Linked DNA regions of Homo sapiens: region 2 is linked to region 1. A link is an interaction called in ENCODE POLR2A ChIA-PET data of the cell type or tissue named here. Cell type or tissue: B cell. All regions are shown on one strand. Each heading gives the region's core, and the rest is flanking DNA. Links, peaks and the distances in the headings are about the cores only.

Region 1 (10,783 bases), core at 1,037-9,036:
GTGGTGGCTTGTGCCTGTACTCTCAACTACTGTGGAGGCTGAGGTGGGAGGATGGTTTGAGCCCAGGAGTTTGAGGCTGCAGTGAGCTATGATGGTGCCACTGCACTGCAGCCTGGACAACACAGCAAGACCCCATCTCAAAAAAAAAATCATAAGTGTTACAAGTTTAATTCTATGTCCCCAAAACTCCTATATTGAAGTCCTAACCCCAAGTACCTCAGAATGTGATTGCATTTAAAGACAGGATGTTTAAAAAGGTAATTCAGGTAAAATAAGGTCATGAGGATGGGCCCTGATCCAATCAGAAGAGGAAATGAGGAGAGACATGTGCAGAGGAAAGACCATGTGAAGAGAAAGAGAGAAGACGGCTCCCGGCCAAAAAGAGAGGCTTCAGAAACCTGCCCTGATGACACTGTGCTCCTGGACTTCCAGCTTTCAGAACTGTGAGAAAATAAACTTCTGTGTTTAAACCACCCAGTCTATGATACTTTGTTATGAAGACGTCATGTTTACTAAAGACATTTTTTTTTTTGAAACGGAGTCTCGCTCTTTTACCCAGGGTGGAGTGCAGTGGCGCGATCTCGGCTCACTGCAACCTCCATCTCCCAGGTTCAAGCAATTTTCCTGCCTCAGCCTCCTGAGTAGCTGGGATTCACTTCGCTTCCACGTCCAGCTAATTTTTTGTATTTTAGTAGAGACAAGGTTTCACCATGTTGCCCAGGCTGGTTTCGAACTCCTGAGCTCAGGCAATCCGCGCACCTTGGCCTCCCAAAGTGCTAGGATTACGGGTGTGAGCCACCATGCCTGGCCCTGAAGACACTTTTTAATGTATACTTCATATAAGACTGAGAAAATGTCCATTGTCCAAAACAAAGACATTTTCTAGTGGTGCCTCTGAGGTATAGAGCTGATGGCAGTTATGGGGACTTTGGGCACCTCCAGCCCCCAGGCACCTCCACTGCAGGCTGCAGGTTTGCACCCTGGCCTTCCCAGCAGGCAGAAGCAATCCCACCATCCCACGAGCCTGGAGAGCCCGGGTCTCAGCTCCTGGTGGGTCCTCAGGTCCCCGTGCAGAGCTGCAGCCTGGCTCTGAGGCTCTGTCTGGTCTCACCAGTCACCTCTGCAGGGACCTTTTGGGACCTGCTTTCGTCTGTCTGACACTCCTATCAGAGGGGTCTTCCTGCCTCCCAGACCGGACCCCATCTCTAACCCTAGAGGTTCTAGCTCACTCCCTCACCACCACCCTGCTGCTCCTAGACCCCCGGATGTGGTTTCTGGCCTGCAGGAAATTCACTGTCTCCATATCCCCAGCCTGTCTTCCAAGTGCGCTAGAGGCCCAGGCATCCTTATTCTTGAGGCCACATGCTTCCACGTGTCAAATATATTCAAATGCACCCACATGCATCACATATAATTTACATAAACCATAGGAGTTAAGTTGCAAATGTCTAGTTAACATTTTGTAGTCATTTAGTAATTTCACTCTTAACAGTTTACTTCCCTGCTTTTGAAGCTAATGATCGTCCCCTCCCTGCTGTGGCTCAGGTGTTGCCATGGGCGTTTGCCACTGCTCATGGCTGGGGCACCTCAGTCATGGACCTAGCTGTGGTCCATGCCCAGGGTCCCTTCTAAGGAAGTCCAGGCATGCACTGGTGTGCCTGACCCAGGGGAGCCCTCCAAACCACCCAACATCCAGGTACAATGGCCCAGTCTCCGTGCAGTGCTGTAGGGCAAGAGGGGCGGCCCATTTCCAAGCCAAGATGGCCTCCTCCTCCTCTCTACACTTGCTCCTTGGCTAGCTCACTCATACCTTCACTTGCTTCCAGCAGATTTTCCACTATGCAAGAAAAGCTAAGGGCTAAGAGGGTCACTTGACATCGTAGAATCCAAAAGTCCTTCCCATTACAGAGATAAGAAAACTGAGGCCCCGAGAATGAAGCGGTGACCTTCAGGTGCATCCTTGCATTTTGTGGAATTTGAATGTGGAATTCTGCCCTGGGCTGAGGTTGAGATTTTGCAGTTGCTCAAGGGGAACCCTGGAAGCAGAGTGTATCTACCCTCCTCAGACCACTGAGACCCTCAGATTTGTCTTCATCCCAGGTCAGTGGACTTCTCCCAGGTTTTGTTGTCTTCTCTCGGCAACACCCTGCTGAAGCCAGGGGGAAGGCGGGAGATTTATCCTGGGTGCTGAGTATCTAGGGTTATCAGATAAAATGCAGGATGGCCAGTTACAATTGAATTTTAGATAAATAACAAATAAGTTGTTTAGCATGAAGGTGTCCTAAATGTTGCTGTTTATCTGAAATTCAAATGTAACTGGGCATCCTGCATTTTTATTTACTAAACCTGGCCACCCTGTAAGTATCCCATTTCGTTTGGGCCAGGCCCCTCCCCACTGCAGCTGTGAGTTTTCCTGCCACCCAACAGCGTGAGTCACACAGCTGTGGACCTCCAGGCAAATGTTTTTGAACAGAACAGCATCACGGTTTAGGGGAATCCCCTCGCTGTCCCCATAACACATGCTTCAGCAAAGCAAAAACCTTAAAACAACATCTCTGGGAGGAAAATAAAGAAGGCATCAAGAGTTCCCAATGACTCGGGGAAGGCCCCAGCCACGGCCACATTAGTGCAGCCAAGATGGCCACGACTAGATGGCTGGCTCTTCACCTCTGGGAGAGGCACAGCTGGCTTTGACAATCGTGGGAAATTGGAGACCAGACCTTCCCAGCCAACTCCTGTCAAGGTCTGATACTCGTCCTTCCCCACCTTTCTGAGAAGAGGCCTACGAGGAAGAATGGGCTCATGGGCTATGTGAGCCGAGCAGGTTACTTGACTGTGGGATCATGATTGTATCTTTGTCATGGCATCACTGTGGGGATTATAGGAGGAAATTAATGTAAAATGCTTGGCCCAGTACCTGGTGCGCAATAAGCACTTACAATCAATGGTGGCTATTGTTATAAGAACGTCAGGACATGCACTTGGCCATCAAGCCAGTGGGTCTTCTGAAGAGGGTGAGCTTGGAATTCTCTGGGTGCCCATGGTTTGTTGCCCCTCAGAAAGCTGTGGGCCTCTAATATGGGCATATCCCCTGGACTGGAATCTGCATTAAGCCAGTGTCATCTGTCAGCGCTTTGTTTGGGTTAGTCGTTTTTTTGTTTTGTTTTGTTTGAGACAGAGTCTTGCTCTGTTGCCCAGGCTGGAGTGCAGTGGTGCAATCACAGCTCACTGCAGCGTCGACTTGCCGGGTTCTAGCAATTCTCCCACCACACCCTAGTAGCTGGGACTATAGGCGCACACCACTACGCCTGGCTAATTTTTAAATTTTTTTTTTTAAGAGACAAGGTCTCACTGTGTTGTCCAGGCTGGTCTTGAACTCCTGGGCTCAAGTGATCCTCCCGCCTTGGCTTCTTAAAGTGCTGGGATTATAGACGTGAGCCACCATGGCCAGCCCTGGGTTAGATTTTTAGTCACTCAGCAGGGTCCTGAGGAGGCCGGACTCAGAAGAGTTCAGCTTTGAAGGTGGAAAAAGCAAGTTTTCTACCTGGGATGCCCCCAAGGGTAGCAGGCCATACTTCCTAAGTGTGCATGTTGGTGGGGAGGGAGGGTATCAAGGAGTATGTCCCTGGAGAAGGGAGAAAGGAGGGGGCGTGGGAAGGGGCCTGTGGAACGCACGTGTCTCATTTCCTCTTTCGGAATGTCCGCTGTGGGCCCCAACAAAGGAACTTCGGTTGGAACTGGGGTGAGGAAGCCCCCGAAGATCAACTTCTCTTCCTTTAACATTTGGCTCTGCTGAGGGCCCTGGGGTTGGAACACCCACCTTCTTAGAAAGAAACTGAAAGGCCTTAGGAGAAACCCCGCCACTTCCCCTTCCTCGGTAAGAGGAACTTGGCGTTGCCCTGACAGGAAAGTCTTGGTGGGGCTTCTCGGAAGCCGCCACCGCTGCACTGCTGAGCAAAACCACAGGTCAGGGGCCAGGCCGGGGGCCAGGCTAGTGAGGACTGGCCATTGATAAAGTCACAGGCTCCATCTAAGCCCATCGGCAGAACTGGGGAGCTGCCAACATTTCCTCTTCCAGCACCGCCTGCCAACTCCTGTTTGGGAGCCACCAACCCCTCAGCTCTGCCAATGGGTCCCTCCCCACTCACACCAGCCCTCCAACCAGGATCGTTCTGTGTCTGCGTTCTGGACCCCCAGCTATGCCCACCACCCAGCAAAGCTCATCCATCCAGCTCCCATCCCCCACAGAGGCACTGACTCTCCCGTGGAGTCCTGGGGGACCTCACGGGCACGTGGAGCTGTGCTTTGGAATAGGTCACACCCTGTGAGCTGCTTCGGATGGCCTTGTAGATTAAGAAAAATGGTCTTTTGCTGGGCACGCAGGAATGCTTGACTTAACGGTGACTGCTATCTGCTGCGTCCATTCGGAGATCAGAAACAGGCTTCTCTCTGGGACTGGGGATGCCTCTCCTCATCCCTGATATATCCAAGGGCAGCTGCTGTGGCAAGGGGGACAGTGCACAGGTACAAATCACATCTCAGGCCAGCCCCAAAGGGGCCGAGAGATCCTTGGGTCCTAAAGGGTCCCAAAGCTTATTTGTATAAGCTTATTTGTACTAAGCTTTAATATAAACATGTCAGGATGGTGTGGCACCAGAGCCCGGCCACCACTGTGGGGACAGGGTCCAGCCTGCACGGCCTTGCACAAGACCTGTGCCAGGGACCCCTGTGCTCCATTCCAGCTCCTCCTCCAGGCTTTGCTGTGACGAGCCTCTGCCTCCTTCACCCAGCCCTCTCCTGCCCACCCTGTGAGACTGAGCCCCAGTCCAGATGGGTAGGGGCTGCCTGCATGACCTCACTGAGTATATCCCCCAGGGACCCTTGTCCACATCACTTGGTGGTTGCTCTGAGCAACACCCAGCTGGCCTATAGGCTCCCGGATAACAGCAACAGTGGGCTTGGCATCTCTGGATGAACATTTGATGAGGTAATAAGTAAATGGGTGAATTTAGTGCTATCTACCAGGCCTTGTGGCTGAGAGCCCCACGTGCCCACATGCTCAGACATCCACGTGTGGGCAAGTGCACCCGCGTGCGGCAGGAGGAGACACGTGCACGCCTGCCACGGTGTCCCTGAGACGTGTGTCTGTGGATCCCTGCGTTTGTCCCCAGCATCACCCATGATGCCAGCCAGCAGGTGGCGGTGCGCCCCTCCTCTGCGGGTTCGTTGGTCCAAACCGCCGGCAGCTGTCAAGACTGAAGGGGCCTCAGCAGGCACATGGAGCCCACCTCCTTCCTCCCACAGGGGGTCAGGGCTGCTTGGGTCTTGTGGGGAATCAGCCTGGTCTTCCGACCCAGGAGCCAAAACCCTAGTCCAACCCATGTGAGTGGGGCCATCTGTGTGCCCAGCACGGAGCTGGACCCTGACCCCGCAGGAGGGACTGGCGTCCAGGCAGCTGCACAGCTGTGGAGTGGGGAAGTAAAGGCATGGGCTCGCACTCCCAGCCCTGTCTCTGCTGGCTGTGTGACCTTGGGCAAGTTCCTTAACCTCTCTGAGCTTGTTTCCGTGTCTGTTAAGCAGGAATCATGGCAATCTGTAAAATGAATTAGTCAGTGTAAAACATGGGCCACAGTGGGGCCCTACCATAAGGCAGCAGTTCTCACACTTAGGTCTGGAGGGCTTTTGAAAACACAGAGGCCCCGCCTCCAGAGTGGCAGATTCACTAGGTCTGGGGAGAGGCCTGTGACTCTGCATTTCTAAAGAGTTCCCAGGTTGTGCTGATGCTTCGGGCCTGGGGACTACACCGTGAGGACCAGTGTATACGGGATGCTTGGTGTCAGTCAGGAGAGACCCACAGGGTTACACACAAGGCAGGAAGCATCAGCCTCCAGCGAAGACATAGAGGGGCAAATTCCAAGGGCTGCAGGGGGCCCAAGGGAGGACACACCCCTATGATGGGGGTGGCCGGAGGGGCAGAAGGAGGAGCCTCTGGACCTGTCTCTCCCCACCACAATTATCAACATAATCCCTGTCCTGACTGCACCTGCCGGCCCTGCCCGGAGGAAGTGGACCCTGGAGCCCTGGAAAGGATGGGTTAGTTGGCTGTCAGTTCCTGGCTTGGCCAACACTGTGCTCCAGCTTCTGGGAACTCACGTTTTCTTTCTCCTTTTTTTTTTTTTTTTTTGAGACAGGATCTCACTTTGTTACCCAGGCTGGAGTGCAGTGGCTCGATCATAGCTCACTGCAGTCTAAACCTCCCTGACTCAAGCAATTCTCCTGCCTCAGCTTCCTAAGTAGCTGGAACCACAGGTGTGCCCCAGCGCAACCGGCTAATTCTTTAATTTTTTGCAGAGACAGGGGTCTCACTCTGTTGCCCAGGCTGGTCTCGAACTCCTGGACTCAATCAATCCTCCCATCTTGGCCTCCCAAAGTACTGGGATTACGGGTGTGAGCCACCACGCCTGGCCCCTTTTTTAAATATTAGTTTTAAGTCAGAAAGGTAATGCATGTCCATCTTAGAAATTAGTACAATGCAGAAAACTGTAAAGAGGAAAATGAAAATAGTAATCCAAACTTCAGTCAATCAGAGCTAATCAGTATGAGTCTATTTCTTTTTCTTGTCTATGTGTCTGCTTCGTGCATACCGTGGTATCCACTTGACATCGTAGCATAAGCGTTGTCCTTTGATGTTAAAACTCTCAGAAACGGCCGGGCGCGGTGGCTCATGCCTGTAATCCCAGAACTTTGGGAGGCCGAGGCGGGTGGATCACAAGGTCAGGAGATCGAGACCATCCTGACTACCACGGTGAAACCCCATCTCTACTAAAAAAATACAAAAAAAACTAGCCAGGCATGGTGGCGGGCGCCTGTAGTCCCCGCTACTCGGGAGGCTGAGGCAGGAGAATGGCTTGAACCCGGGAGGCAGAGCTTGCAGTGAGCCAAGATCCACTGCACTCCAGCCTGGGCGACAGAGTGAGACTCCGTCAAAAAAAAAAAAAAAAAAAAAAAAAAACTCTCAGAAACGTGAATTTAAGGTCAGCACAACAATCCAGTACAACAAGGTGCCAGACTATATCTGCTTGACTTAAACACTCCCTACTGTTGGACATGCAGGCTGTGTATTTATTTATTTGGCGATTCTAAATAATCCCCTGTGAAGGGTTTGATCCATCAGTGCTGCCTGCATTTCAGATGGCTTCCCCAGCAGAACTTCCTTGAAAGGGATTCACTGGGTCAAAGGGCATGAAAGTTTAAAAGTCTTGATACATATGGACAAAATACTTTCCAAAAATATGCCGGCTGACGGTCCCACCTAGGGTGGGAGGGAGATGACAGCCTGCTCAGCTCAACTCACATAAAACCCTGCTTAGCCCAATTCCTGACATCTGAGATTAAACGAGGTGGCCCAAGCCCCCCAGCAGGGAAGAAGGGCCCAACTCTGTCCAAACTCCACATTGGTCAACCTGCGGAGTGCCATGTCCCACGTCACACTCCAGGTAGAAGATGTGGCACCTCAGGCCAAGCACGACCTGGGCAGAGCTGCCCTCCCGCTCTTGGAGCCAGGATTGTTCTTCAGCCCTCACTTTCTTTCATACCTCATGTCCAGGATGTCTGCAAGTACATTTGGGGCTACCTTCAAAACATCCCCAGCTGGGCATGGTGGTGCACACCTGTAGTCCCAGCTACTCAGGAGGCTGAGGAGGGAGGATCGCTTGAACCCAGGAGTTCAAGGCTGCAGTGAGCTATGATCATGCACTGCCCTCCAACCTGGGCAACGGAGTGAGACTTCACCTGTAAAAAATGAATTAATTTAAAAAACTCCACATCCTGAATGTGACCACAGCTCCTCTCTCCACCACTACCCTGGCCCACCTCTCACCTGGTTATCTCAGTAGCCCCCTCTTTGACTCTCTGCCTCCCCGGGCGTGAGCCACCGCGCCCGGCCGTTTCTGAGAGTTTTAACATCAAAGGACAACGCTTATGCTACGATGTCAAGTGGATACCACGGTATGCACGAAGCAGACACATAGACAAGAAAAAGACCCCCTTAGAGTCTGTTCTCCATAGCAGCCAGAGAGATCCTTTCAAAACCTAGGTTACATCAGCTCAGCCCTGAGCTCACAACCCTCCAGTGGCTCGTTCACGTGGGGTAAAAGCAAAGCCCTCACTATGACCCGCAAAGCCTTTAGGACCTGTGCCTCCCGCACTCCCATCACCTCCCTCACCTAACATCCTGCCACTCCCCTGCACCCTCTCAGCTCCCTGATGCTCCTCAGAACACCTCCAAGTGCATTCCTGCCTCAGGGCCTTTGCACTTGCCGTTACTCCTGCCTGGCATATTTCCTCAGGTACCCACAGGGCTCCTCTCCTCAACTGTCATCTCAAAACAATCATAAGCAAACAGGATCTGCTTTGGGAAGGCCCTCCCTGATCAGCCCATCTGAAGAAGCGCCCTGGCCCCTCTCTCTTCCCTCACCCTGCGTCGTGCTCCCTTACTCTGCGATTATTCTCTGCCCTCTCTAGTAGTAGAAAGCCTCCACAGGACTGCACTCTGTCTGTCTCGTTCACTGCTGCAACCCTGGCACCTGTGTGCCGCCTGGCTCCCAGTTGGTGTTCCACTGTACATCTGCTGAATGTTGACTTGAATGGGAGATTGCACTGTCTGGGTATGTGCGTGTGGCTTCCCCTGCCTGGGTGATACCTTACTGTCTCTAAGGTCCCCAGCTCGCAGATACTGCCTGGCATTTAGTAAGTAGCCAGGTTGGATTCGCTGTACAAATGGACACATGAAGACAGGAAGGAACTCACAGCAGGGCAGGAGAGACCACTGCATGGGGGTCAGGAAACTGGAATTCCAGATAAACCCCTGCCACTCACCATCATTAGGCCTTGGGCAAGTCACTTCACCTCTTTGAACCTTAGTTTTTCACCCATAACATGGGCATGGTGACCCCTGTGCTGTTGGCCTCACAGGGCTGTTGTGAGGATTACATGACAAAGACAAAGCAAGGCACAGGGACAGCCCTGCTCAAGCTGCAGCTCTCCCATGAGGCTCCACCTGACACCTCACCTTGCCAGGCCAACCAATCCTTTCTCTGAGCCCCCGAGGAGCCCCTCCAGCGCCTCATAGATTGTGTGTGTGTGTGTGTGTGTGTGTGTGTGTGTGTGTGTGTGTGTGTGTGTGTCAGGGCCCTGCTGGTGCTTTTATGGAAGCTATATTTTTATGACTACCCTCCCCAAACTGTGCACCCCTTGAGATGGGGCCCTGCCCCACCATCTTTGCGTCCGTTGGTCTTACCCTGTGCCTGGCAGCTAGGAGTGCTCCTGGGACATCTGATGACTGGCCAAGTACATTTGTTGAAAGCTATGGATGTATGAGTATGATGTGAGTAACTACAGGTGGCGACTTTAGGCCTGCATAGATGGCTGGGGTGAGGCAATTCAGCAAGGGGCTATTTGGGTTCTGGGGCAGGAGGGCCAGGTGGGGCCTCAAGTGCCCCCCGGCCCCCCCGCCGAGAGGAAGGGAGGGGGGTGGTGCTGGACTGGCCAAGTTCACTGTAGGCCAAGGGCTGGACAGCTTCCTCCCCAGACATGGGCCACATCGGCCACATCTTCTGAGCTGCGGGGTGGAGGCCTGGCTGCCCACCTGCATTCCTTACTCTGCGTACCCATGATCTCATCCCGGCCCTCAGCCACCCACAGGGCAGGAGGCTTTGCCCCATTGTGCAGATGAGACAGCCATGCCCTGCCCTGGGATGGTCATTTGGCCTGGGCTCAGGGCACTCTAGTGGGCCCCAGGCTCCGGCGGGGTGAGTGGAATGTGGTCACGGAGGCCACCCCACGCTGTCTTGTTGGGTTTAATGAGCCCCATTGGTCTGTCCATACCCTGAATAAGCTCTGGTCTACCGACCCTCCTATGGGCTGCTGGGGCGGGGGAGGTCCCAGGGTTTTCCAGATTCAGCTGTCCTCCCTCTGCAGTCTCAGGGACCCAGACAGGGCTGGCTGACAAACAGGTCCTGCCCGGGATGGGCGTGGGGCTGAGCGAGCGAAACTCCTTTTAGGAAGGAAATCTCGGCCAGGTTGAGAAACCAGCATCTTGCCAAGGCCTAGGGGGTGGGGGAGCCCAGGTGAGCCGACTCAGTCCTCAGGAATGGGTGGGGTCTCCAGGAGAGGCGGGCACTTCCTCCGCCCCAGCCCAGGGTCCTGTTCAATCCTTATTGAGGAGTTTCCTGGCGACAGGCAGTGACCTGTCGGCTGCCTGTGTGGGAAGCCGCTTGGCGTGGCCCTCCCCATCTCATTAGTGGTGATTCACCTGGACTCACCTGGCTGTCAGGGACCTGTCCCACTGCCCGCTGGAACCAGCTCAGCAGGCACCCTCTGAGGGGCAGAGACCTCGTTCCCTCAGCTCCCCGTCCTCCATGGTGTCCAGGGCAGAGTGTACCAGGCACACAGTCAGAGCTCACAATTCATTCATTTGACTAACAAATATTTACTGAGCACCTACTGTATGCCAGACACTGGGCGAGGTGCTGGGGCTACAGAGTGAACCAGGCAGACCCAAATCCCTGCCCTCTTGGAACTCACATTCTTGTGGGAAAAGTCAGACAGTAAACAAATAAATAAGTGAATCACATAAGCTGCAGAAGATGGTGAGTGCTGTGGAGAAAAATAAAGGCAGGAAGAGTGTGAGATGGGGGCCATGCCTTTAAATAGGGTGTTCAGGGTGGGCCTTTCTGAGAATGTGGTATTTGAGCAAAATCTGATGAAGGTGGAGGTAAAGAAG
Region 2 (10,783 bases), core at 1,877-9,876, 100 kb after region 1:
ACTCCAGCCTGGGCAACAGAGCAAGACTGCGTCTCAAAAAAAAAAAAAGAAAAGAAAAGAAAAAGAGTAACCTGGAACAGTGGTTCTTTTTTTTTTTTTTTTTTTTTGAAACGTAGTCTCACTCTTTCACCCAGGCTGGAATACAGTGGAGAAATCTCGGCTCACTGCAACCTCTGCCACCTGGGTTCAAGCGATTCTCTTGCCTCAGCCTCCAGAGCGGCTAGGATTACAGGTGCGAGCCATCACACCTGGCTAATTTTTGTATTTTTAATAGAGACGGGGTTTCGCCATGTTGTTCAGGCTAGTCTTGAACCCACCTCAGCCTCCCAAAGTGCTGGGATAACAGGCATGAGTCACCGCATCCGGCCTGGGAACAGCGATTCTTGAACTTGAGCATCCAGCATCAGAGGGCTTGTGAACATTCAGGATGCTGGGCTCCAACTCCTGCGTTTCTGATTCTATTGGCTTGCTGGCGTAGGGCCTGTGAATTTTCATTTCCACCTTTGCTGGTGCAAGGGCTACATTTTGAGAAGCACTGGTCTAGAGAATGGGGTGTTTTCACAATCTGGTTTGGTGTCTGTAGAATCTAGGCACCCACCCTCAGAGAATATAAGGAGATTTGTAGGTTTAAGGTCTTTGACTGGGATATTGACAGAGGAATTAGCCCTACTAATGAATCTTATCACTTTCCCCTATTTTACAAAACACTTTAACTTTGTAACTCAATCTATCCATGATTAACCTTTTTTTTTTTTTTTTTTTTTGAGACTGAGTCTTGCTGTGTTGCCCAGGCTGGAGTGCAGTGGTGCAGTCTCGGCTTGCTGCAATCTCTGCCTCCCGGGTTCAAGCAATTCTCCTGCCTCAGCCTCCCGAGTAGCTGGGATTACAAGCGCCCACCACCACGCCCAGCTAATTTTTTTGTATTTTTAGTAGAGATGGGGTTTCACCATGTTGCCTAGGCTGGTTTCGAGCTCCTAATCTCAAGTGAGCCACCTGTCTTGGCCTCCCAAAGTGCTAGGATTACAGGCATGAGCCACCATGCCCAGCCGATTAACAGTATATTTATAAACTTTTAGCACTCCCACTTGCTTTGTGTCCCCCATAGTCCTAGGCGCTTTTGAGTTCAATAGAATTAAGCAGATAGGAAGGTAAAGGTTTCATTTGAATAAATAACGGTTGTATAAGTCACATTCACATTTATAAATACATTAAGAATTTTGTTTTGCCACCGGGTGCGGTGGCTCACGCATGCAATCCCAGCACTTTGGGAGGCCAAGGCGGGCAGATCACAAGGTCAGGAGATCAAGACCATCCTGGCCAACATGGTGAAACCCCATCTCTACTAAAAATACAAAAATTAGCCGGGTGTGGTGGCGTGTGCCTGTAATCCCAGCTACTCAGGAGGCTGAGGCAGGAGAATCACTTGAACCAGGGAGTCGGAGGTTGCAGTGAGCAGAGATCGCACCACTGCACTCCAGCCTGGTGACAGAGCCAGAATCCGTCCCCCACAAAAAAGAATTTTGTTTTGCCTCTACAAAACTTTATCAGTTCATCCACCTGGTGAACTCAACTCTGACTGATTGAATTGTGAAATAAGAGGAATTCAAATGATTCCTTTCCCTTTGCTTCTTTCCTTCAAACAACAAATATATTTGCAGTGCATATTTGTTTGTTTTAGAGACAGAGTCTCATCTGTCTCCCAGGCTTTGTTGCAGTGGCACCATCATAGCTCACTGCAGCCTGGAACTCCTGGACTCAAGCGATCATCTTCCTACTTTAACCTCCTGAGTAAATGGGATGACAGGGTTGCACCACTATGTCTGGTTAATTTTTTTTTTTTTTTCGAGACGGAGTCTCGCCCTGTCGCCCAGGCTGGAGTACAGTGATGTGATCACGGCTCACTGCAACCTCCACCTCCCGGGTTCAAGTGATTCTTCTGTCGCAGTAGCTGGGACCACAGGCACGTGCCACCATACCAGCTAATCTTTGTAGTTTTTAGTAGAGACAGGATTTCACCATGTTGGCGAGGCTGGTCTTGAACTCCTGACCTCGTGATCCACCCACCTCGGCCTCCCAAAGTGCTGGGATTACAGGTGTGAGCCACTGCGCCCAGCCAAGAAAAGGTCTTTCTATGTTGCCCAGGCTGGTCCTGATCTCCTGGCCTCAAGTGATCCTCCTGCCTCAGCCTCCCAAAGTGCTGGGATTACAGACATGAGCCACTGTGCCCAGCCTAGGAATGCATATTGTATATATGGATAATAACAATTAAAAAATGTAAGTCAGACTATTGAATCTAAGGGGATATGAGTGCAAGTAACTACACACATGGTGGTGGCTCGGGAAAGCTTTTACAGCAGGTGGGCCTGCTGAAAATCCTTCCACGGCCTTCTACCACTCTTCAGATAAAATTCATACTCCTCAGAAAGGCACACACAGGCTGGGCACGGTGGCACACACCTGTAATCCCAGCACTTTGGGAGGCCGAGGCGGGTGGATTGCCTGAGATCAGGCGTTCGAGGTCAGCCTGGCCAACATGGTGAAACCCCGTCTCTACTAAAAATACAAAAAGTAGGAGAGTGTGGTGGTGCATGCCTGTAGTCCCAGCTACTTGGGAGGCTGAGGCAGGAGAATCACTTGAACCTGGGAGGCAGAGGTTGCAATGAGCCAAGATTACACCACTGCACTCCACACTCCAGCCTAGGTGACAGAGTGAGATTCCATCTCAAAAAAAAAAAAAAAGAAAGAAAGAAAGGCATACACAGCTCTTCATGATCACCTGTGGCTGCTTGTTCAGTTGAATTTCTCTCCACTCCCTTTTCACTCCAGGGACCATACTCAGCAGCAAGGTAAAAGTCTGTGATAATGTGAATTTCAGATGTAGCTGCAACTGATAATTTGTTCTCTATCAAGCTCCCACTCCCCTTCTCAAATGGGGGTAAAATGTTGGAGGTGGGGCAGCTGAGAAGTGACTGCCTCATGATCATCTGGACTTTCTCACTTCAGTGAGCCTTGGTTGTGTACATAAGGAATTTCACTATCTTTACCTTGTGTGCTTTTCCTGATAGCACAGATCCTACTGAAAAATAACCATTTTTCTTTAACTTCACAATGATAATGCAACCTTTTCCTCTATTTTGTGCTTATAAAATTTTTGGATTAGCTGGGTGTGGTGGCACATGCCTGTAATCCCAGCTACTCCGGAGGCTGAGGCAGGAGAATCGCTTGAACCTGGGAGGCGGAGGTTGCGGTGAGCCGAGATTGCGCCATTGCACTCCAATCTGGGCAACAAGAGCGAAACTCCGTCTCAAAAATAAATACATAAATAAAAATGTTTGCACCCTACTTACTACAGCATGACTTTTTTTTTTCTGTTCATGCAAATTCATGCCTCTGGATGTTTGCACATGCTTTTTCTTATTGCTGAAATTTGAGTTTTCCCATCCTATCCTTCCACTAGCTGATTCTTCCATTTATTTTCATGTTTCAGGACCCATGGGCTGCCTCTGCGCTGAAGCCTTACCTGATCCTGGAGATCAGATTTAAAGGGTTTCATTGCTTTTTTTTTTTTTTTTTTTTTGAGACGGAGTTTCGCTCTTGTCGCCCAGGCTGGAGTGCAATGGTGTGATCTCGGCTCACTGCAACCTCTGCCTCCCGGGTTCAAGCGATTCTCCTGCCTCAGCCTCCCGAGTATCTGGTGCCTGGGACTACAGGCGCCACCATGCCCAGCTAATTTTGTATTTTTAGTAGAGATGGGGTTTCTCCATGTTGGTCAGGCTGGTCTAGAACTTCTAACCTCAGGTGACCTGCCCGCCTCAGCCTCCCAAAGTGCTGAGATTAAGGTGTGAGCCACCATGCCTGGCCAAAAGGCAACTATTTTTATGATCAGGTTCAATAGTCCCTCATGTGCGTATCTGTATAAATTCATATTGATGTCTAGGATCTTCTCACTTGTGAATCTTATTTTTATTATTTTTGAGACAGAATCTTGCTCTTGTTGCCCAGGCTGGAGTGCAATGGTGTGATCTCAGCTCATGGCAACCTCCACCTCCTGGGTTCACGCGATTCTCGTGCCTCAGCCTCCCGAGTAGCTGGGATTACAGAGGCGCACCACCATGCCCGGCTAATTTTTGTATTTTTAGTAGAGACGGGGTTTTACCATGTTGTCTAGGCTGGTCTCGAACTCCTGACCTGGTGATCCGCCCGCCTTGGCCTCCCAAAGTGCTGGGATTACAGGGGTGAGCCACCGCGCCTGGCAGCGAAGCTTATTTTAACCAGTCCCACGTTAGTGTTTGCCTGTCCCAGCTCACTCATTTTGGTTGATCTAGGCTCTAGTCACTCAGCCATTCCCAGAGAAGGTCCTAAATCTCTGAAAACTTTAGTATTGTTTTCAGAGTTTATTTTGCAGCAAATCATAGGGGCATTAATAGTTTCTGATTTGAATTTTTCCCTGTTCTTACAATTCTAGGTAGAGAAAGGTCTTCTCTAAGCCTAGGGGATGTGTGCTTTCTGGGTGGGTTCCAGAGTAAATGCCTTTTTCCTTAAGTGATATAAATAGTCTAGTCACTACTTCCAAGCCCTATTAAGAAGAGGAACAGAACTGTTTCCTCTAGTGTCCCCTGAGAGCTGATAACTGGATGCCAAGAAGTTGGCCAGATCATGCAGGATAGACAGCTGTCTACATGGTGTAATTTGAGGGGTTTGAGGAAATCCCCCATCTTAAAATATCTTTCCCAATGGCCCTACACATGCCTGAAATGTATGACTTATGTCTCAGAGTAAGGTGCTGCTGAAATGCAATTGTTATCCATGAGTAGACTCATATTCAGCCATTATCACTCATTAGCATCCCAGTTTAAATTAATTTATCAGATTAGTTGGCTGAGTAGAGTCCCAAAGACATGCAGGCACAAGACAATAAGTTTTAATGAGAACGCTGATCCCAAAGGGTCTGAAGTATGGGGTACTGGGCCAGTCAGGTGAAGGGTGGCAAGGATGGTCAGAACAGTTTGAGGGCAGCTGGGAAGGTCTGGTCAAAACTCCGGAGGGGAGATGTAGAATGTGGGTTGGGGAGGCTCTGAAGACAATCCCAGGATTTCTCTATTTTGAATATCACCACAGTAAAGACTCTTTAAAAACAAACGAGCAAACAAAAAACCACAACACTCTTTTTCCTTTGGGGTTATTTTATTAGGTTATTTCCCCAAAGTGGAATTTCCAGGTTAAAATTAAAGTTTTGATTGCACAACGTCAAAATGCTACAGAGCCACTGATCCTGTGTAAGTATAGTTGGGTTGAAATGTCTTTGTATAATTAGAATAATCATCTTTGTAGAAGGCCACTCATTCTTTCATTCAACCAAAAGCTGTTGAACTTATAGTAAATGCCAGGTGCCATATTAGGATCTGGGGCTACAAAGACAAAATCAATACTCTCTACTTTTTTGTGGTTGTTTTTTTGAGACAGGGTCTCCTCTGTCACCCAGGCTGGAGTGCAGTGGCACAATCACAGCTCATGGCAGCCTCAGCTTCCCCAGCTCAGGTCGTTCTCCCGCCTCAACCTCCCAAATAACTGGGACCACAAGCATGCACTTCCATGCCCAGCTAATTTTTACATTTTTGTAGAGATGGAGTTTCACCTGGGTTCAAGCAGTCCACATGCCTCTGCCTCTGAAAGTGCTGGGATCACAGGCATGAGCCATGGCACCTGGCCAGTAATCCCTACTTATACTCCTCAGTTTGAGATAATTCAATTATTCTTGGTTGTTCTTTCTTTCTTTTTTTTTTTTCTTTTTTACTTTTTTTTTTGAGATGAAGTCTCGCTCTTGTCCCCCAAGCTGGAGTGCAATGGCGCTATCATGGCTCACTGCAACCTCTGCCTCCCGGGTTCAAGCAATTCTCCTCCTTCAGCCTCCCGAGTAGCTGGGATTACAGGCGCCTGCCACCACGCCCGGCTAATTTTTGTATTTTTAGTAGAGATGGGGTTTCACCATGTTGGCCAGGCTGGTCTCAAACTCCTGACCTCAGGTGATCTGCCCACCTCGGCTTACCAAAGTGCTGGGATTACAGGTGTGAGCCACGCACCCGGCCGAACCTTCCCTTTCCCTTCCCTTCCCTTTCCCTTCTTCTCTCTCTCTCTCTCTCTCTCCCTCTCTCCCTCCCTCTCTCTCTCTCTCTTTCCTTTTCTTTCTGATGGAGCCTCACTCTGTCACCCAGGCTGGAGTGCAGTGGCGCAATCTCAGCTCACTCCTGCCTCCCAGGTTCTCCCTACCTCAGCCTCCCAAGTAGCTGGGATTACAGGTGCACGCCATCACACCCGGTTAATTTTTGTATTATTATGATTTTTTTTAAAAGAGACAGGTTTTCACCATATTAGTCAGGCTAGTCTCAAACTTCTGACCTCAAGTGATCCGCCCACCTAAGACTCCCAAAGTACTGGGATTAGAAGCATGAGCCACTGCTCCTGGCCAGTGTCATATCTTTCTATTACATTTCCGACATTCTTTTTTTTGTTTTGAGATACGGTCTTGCTCTGTCGCCCAGGCTGGAGTGCAGTGGTGCAATCTTGGGTCACTGCAGCCTCAACCTCCAAGGCTCAAGCAATCCTCCCACCTCAGCCTCCTGAGTAGCCAAGACTATAGGTGTGTGCCACCATGCCTGGCTAATTTTTGTATTTTTTGTAGAGACAGGGTTTCGCCATGTTGGCCAGGCTGGTCTCGAACTCCTGGCCTCAAGTGATCTACCTGCCTTGGCCTCCCAGAGTTTTGGGATTACAGGCATGAGCCACTGGGCTTGGCCCCTGACATTCTTTTTTTTTTTTTTTTTTTTTGAGATGAGTTTTGCTCTTGTTGCCCAGGCTGGAGTGCAGCGGTGCAATCTCGGCTCACTGCAACCTCAGCCTCTCAGGTTCAAGCAATCCTCCTGCTTCAGTCTCCTGCGTAGCTGGGATTACAGGCGCCTACCACCACGCGACGGCTAATTTTTTGTATTTTTAGTAGAGATGGGGTTTCACCGTGTTGGTCAGGCTGGTCTTGAACTCCTGACCTCAGGTGATTCACCGGCTTCAGCCTCCCAAAGTGCAGGGATTACAGGCATAAACCACTGCACCTGGCCGGGCTCTGACATTCTTATTTTGATTTATATTATCCTGGAGTCTTCAATTTTTTTTGCCTTGAAAACTATTGCCATTTTGTATGGTCTTTTAAAAAGTCACCATAGTACTATATGTGTGTTGAATTGATTCAAATATTACAGTAAAATTTCACAGTAATCCCATCTCCCAGAGAGGACCAATATAAGTAATTTAGTTAATTATCGTTTTTAAATCACCCCGTACTGAGTGCCTATGATATAATTGCCAATTATTGAGCTATATCTAGGAGAGAGCTGTTATTAGCCTCAAATTACAATGAGGAAACTGAGTCTTTAGAATTTAAAATTACACAACTCCTAAGTGGCCAAGTCAGGATTGAAACCCACCTCTGTCTGACTCCAAAACCGGTACTCATGTTGAGCATGAAAGAGTCATTTCTGGCCCCGTGCGGTGGCTCATGCCTGTAATCCCAGCACTATGGGAGGCCGAGGTGGGTGGATCACCTGAGGTCAAAAGTTTGAGACCAGCCTGGCCATCATGATGAAACCCTGTCTCTACTAAAAATACAGAAAATGAGCTGGGCATCGTGGCGGGTGCCTGTAATCCCGGCTACTCGGGAGGCTGAGGCAGGAGAATCGCTTGAACCCGGGAGGCAGAGGTTGCAGTGAACTGAAATTGCACCATTGCACCCAGCCTGAGCAACAAGAGTGAAACTCTGTCTCAAAAAAAAAAACAAAAGAGAGTAATTTCTTGAACACTTTAATAGCTAATATCTAAAGACTATTAACACTCACCCAAAAATAAGATTTTCTTGTCATAGGCTGGGCTTGGATGGGAGTTATTGGATTTCAGAGTCAGTATTTTTGTAAAATCTTTCTTTTTTCTTGAGATGGAGTTTTGCTCTTGTTGCCCAGGCTGGAGTACAACGGCGTGATCTTGGTTCACTGCAACCTCTGCCTCCCAGGTTCAAGCGATTCTCCTGCTTCGGCCTCCCACATAGCTGGGATTACAGGTGCCCGCCACCACATCCAGCTAATTTTTTTTATTTTTAGTAGAGACGGGGTTTCACCATGTTGACCAGGCTGGTCTCGAACTCCTGGCCTCATGATCCATCCACCTCAGCCTCCGAAAGTGCTGGGATTACAGGCATGAGCCACCGCGCCTGGCTCACTCCTTCCTTCCTTCCTTCATCTTTCCTTCCTTCCTTCTCTTTCCTTCCTTTTCTTTCTTTCTCTCTTTTTCTTTCTTTCTTTTTTCTTCCTCTCTCGCTTTCTTTCTTTTTTTTTTTTTTTTGACAGAGTCTTAGCCAGGCACAGTTACTCATGCTTGTAACCCCAGCACTTTGGGAGCCTGAGGCAGGCGGTCACTTGAACTTAGGAGTTTGAGATCAGCCTTGGAAACATGGTGAAACCCCATCTCTACAAAAAATACAAAAATTAGCCAGGCATGGTGGCACATGCCTGGAGCCCCTGCTACTTGGAAGGCTGAGGCAGGAGGATCACTTGAGCCTGGGGAGGTGGAGGCTGCAGTGAGCTGTGATCGCATGCCACCGCACCCCAGCTTGGGCGACAGACTGAGAATCTGTCTTAAAAAAAAAAAAAGTGAAAAACAGAGAATCTTGCTCTGTTGTCCATGCTGGAGTACAGTGGCACAATCTCAGCTCCCTGCAAATTCCACCTCCTGGGCTCAAGTGATCCTCCCTTCTCAGCTTCCAGAGTAGCTAGGACTATAGGTATGTGCCATCAGCCTGGCTAATTTTTGTATTTTTTTATAGAGACAGGGTTTTACCATGTTGCCCAGGCTGGCCTTGAACTCCTGGGCTCAAGCGATCTACCTGTCTTGGCCTCCCAAAGTGCTGGGATTACAGGTGTGAGCCACTGTGCCTGGTGTAAAATTTTTCATAAAGTGTATTAGTCTGCTAGAGCTGTCATAACAAAGGACTACACAATCTGGATGCCTTAAACAACAGAAATTAAATTTTGATCCAATTCTGGAGATTAGAAGTCCAAGGTCCTGATGTCTGTAGGGTCAGTTTCTTTTGAAGCCACTCTCCTGGGCTTGTAGACAGGTGTCTTCTCAGGGGTAGAGCATTTGACTGCAGATGGCTGTCTTCTCCTCCCTGTATTTTCTTTTTTTTTTTTTTCCCCTTTGTTATTGTTGTTGGAGACAGGGTCTTACTCTATCCCAGGCTGGAGTGCGGTGGTACAATCATGACTCACTACACTCTCGAACTCCTAGGCTCAAGCAATCCTCCCACTTCAGCCTCCTGAGTAGCTGGGACTACAGGTGCATACCACCATGCCTGGTTATTTTAAAAAATATCTATTTTTTGGTAGAGACCGGGGTCTCACTATGTTCCCCAGGATGGTCTTGAACTCCTGGCCTCAAGCAATTTTTTTTTTTTTTTTTTTTTTTTTTTAGACAGAGTCTTGCTCTGTCGCCCAGGCTGGAGTGTAGTGGTGTGATCTCGGCTCACTGCAACCTCTGCCTCCTGGGTTCAAGTGATTCTCCTGCCTCAGCCTCCCAAGTAGCTGGGATTATAGGTGCCCACCACAACATCCAGCTAATTTTTTTGTATTTTTAGTAAAGATGGGCTTTTACCATGTTGGCCAGGCTGGTCTCGAACCCCTGTCCTCACGTGATCCGCCCGTCTTGGCCTCCCAAAGTGCTGGGATTACAGGCATAATCCACCACACCCAGCCTCATCTCCTCTTCTTATAAGGATACCAGTCATATTGCATTAGGGTCTACACATATGACCTCATTTTACCCTAATTACTTCTTAAAGGCCCTATCTCCAAATACAGTTATATTTTCTGAGGTACTAGGGAGTTAGGACTTTTACATGAATTTTGGGGGACACAATTCAATCCGTTACATAAAGTAAACCTAAAAGTATTAATCATCATATGAAAAGAGTAGGATAATGGGATGTTGGTTTTCTGCCGAGCCATATTCACTCCTGTGGTTCAGTTTTAGAAATATTTATTAATATCCACTGTGTTCAAGTCTTGATGCTAGGGAAACAAAAACTGCAAGGACACAGGCTCTGCCTTCCAGGAGTTCACAGACTCTCTGGAGAGCCATGAGACAGACCATGGGTTCTGAAACCCCAAGGTACACTGGAGTCGCCTGGAGTGCTTATCAAAACACAGATCGCTGGGCTCCACCCCCGGAGTTTCTGATTCAGTGGGCAGGCAGTGGGCCCGATAATTTGCATTTCTGACAAGTTTCCAGGTGCTGCTGGTCCGAAGACCACACACTTTCAGAACTACCGAACTAGACATATCAAGAGCACGTGTGATGTGTATGATTGAGGTGGCACAGGTGCACAGAGACGAGACCATTTTCTGTTTTCATGCTAAAGCAGTTGAGGAGACAACTGGGAAAGTCCCTCTGCACCTGAAAATTCCCCAGGAAAAGTTCTAGTTAGCATTTAGACCTTGAACTTGTAAACATATTACAGCAAAAAATATGCATTGCCTATGCCATTAATTTGCCACTTGGTAAATACTACCTTTCGTTACTAATTATATCTCTATAAGAACCTAGGGTAACAATAAAGTCTGAGTTCACTATCCTTGTTCTGCAAATGCTATGAGAACTTTGGCAAATTACTTCCTGTCTCTGAGATTTGGTTTTGGTCATCTGTAAAATAGAGATTAGGACAGTCAAGGTGGTTTGCACCTGTAGT

Evidence for each region. ChIA-PET counts read pairs that join two places held together with the same protein. Peaks named below come from ENCODE experiments on the same cell type or tissue, not always from the same donor. Only the 100,000 strongest peaks of a DNase experiment are listed, where the experiment ranks them.
Region 2: POLR2A ChIA-PET joins it to region 1 with 5 read pairs; 18 of 35 experiments call an interaction of 5 or more read pairs at or near these places.

The regions. Positions count from the first base shown.
Region 1 is chr6:37,046,449-37,057,231 of GRCh38, forward strand. No RefSeq gene overlaps it. Among named protein-coding and RNA genes, the nearest start is that of FGD2, 46 kb to the left of the region's middle. RefSeq lists cis regulatory regions at 3,567-4,585, 3,864-4,439 and enhancers at 5,247-5,296, 9,847-10,733, 10,781-10,783. In B cell, for the core only: CTCF peaks have their summits at 5,209 (motif pointing right) and 5,410; DNase peaks (open chromatin) are centred at 2,483, 3,193, 3,873, 5,143 and 1 weaker place; H3K4me3 peaks cover 1,937 bases; H3K27ac peaks cover 3,704 bases.
Region 2 is chr6:37,145,277-37,156,059 of GRCh38, forward strand. No RefSeq gene overlaps it. Among named protein-coding and RNA genes, the nearest start is that of PIM1, 19 kb to the right of the region's middle. In B cell, for the core only: no CTCF peak of the experiment used is centred there; no DNase peak of the experiment used is centred there; H3K4me3 peaks cover 100 bases; H3K27ac peaks cover 328 bases.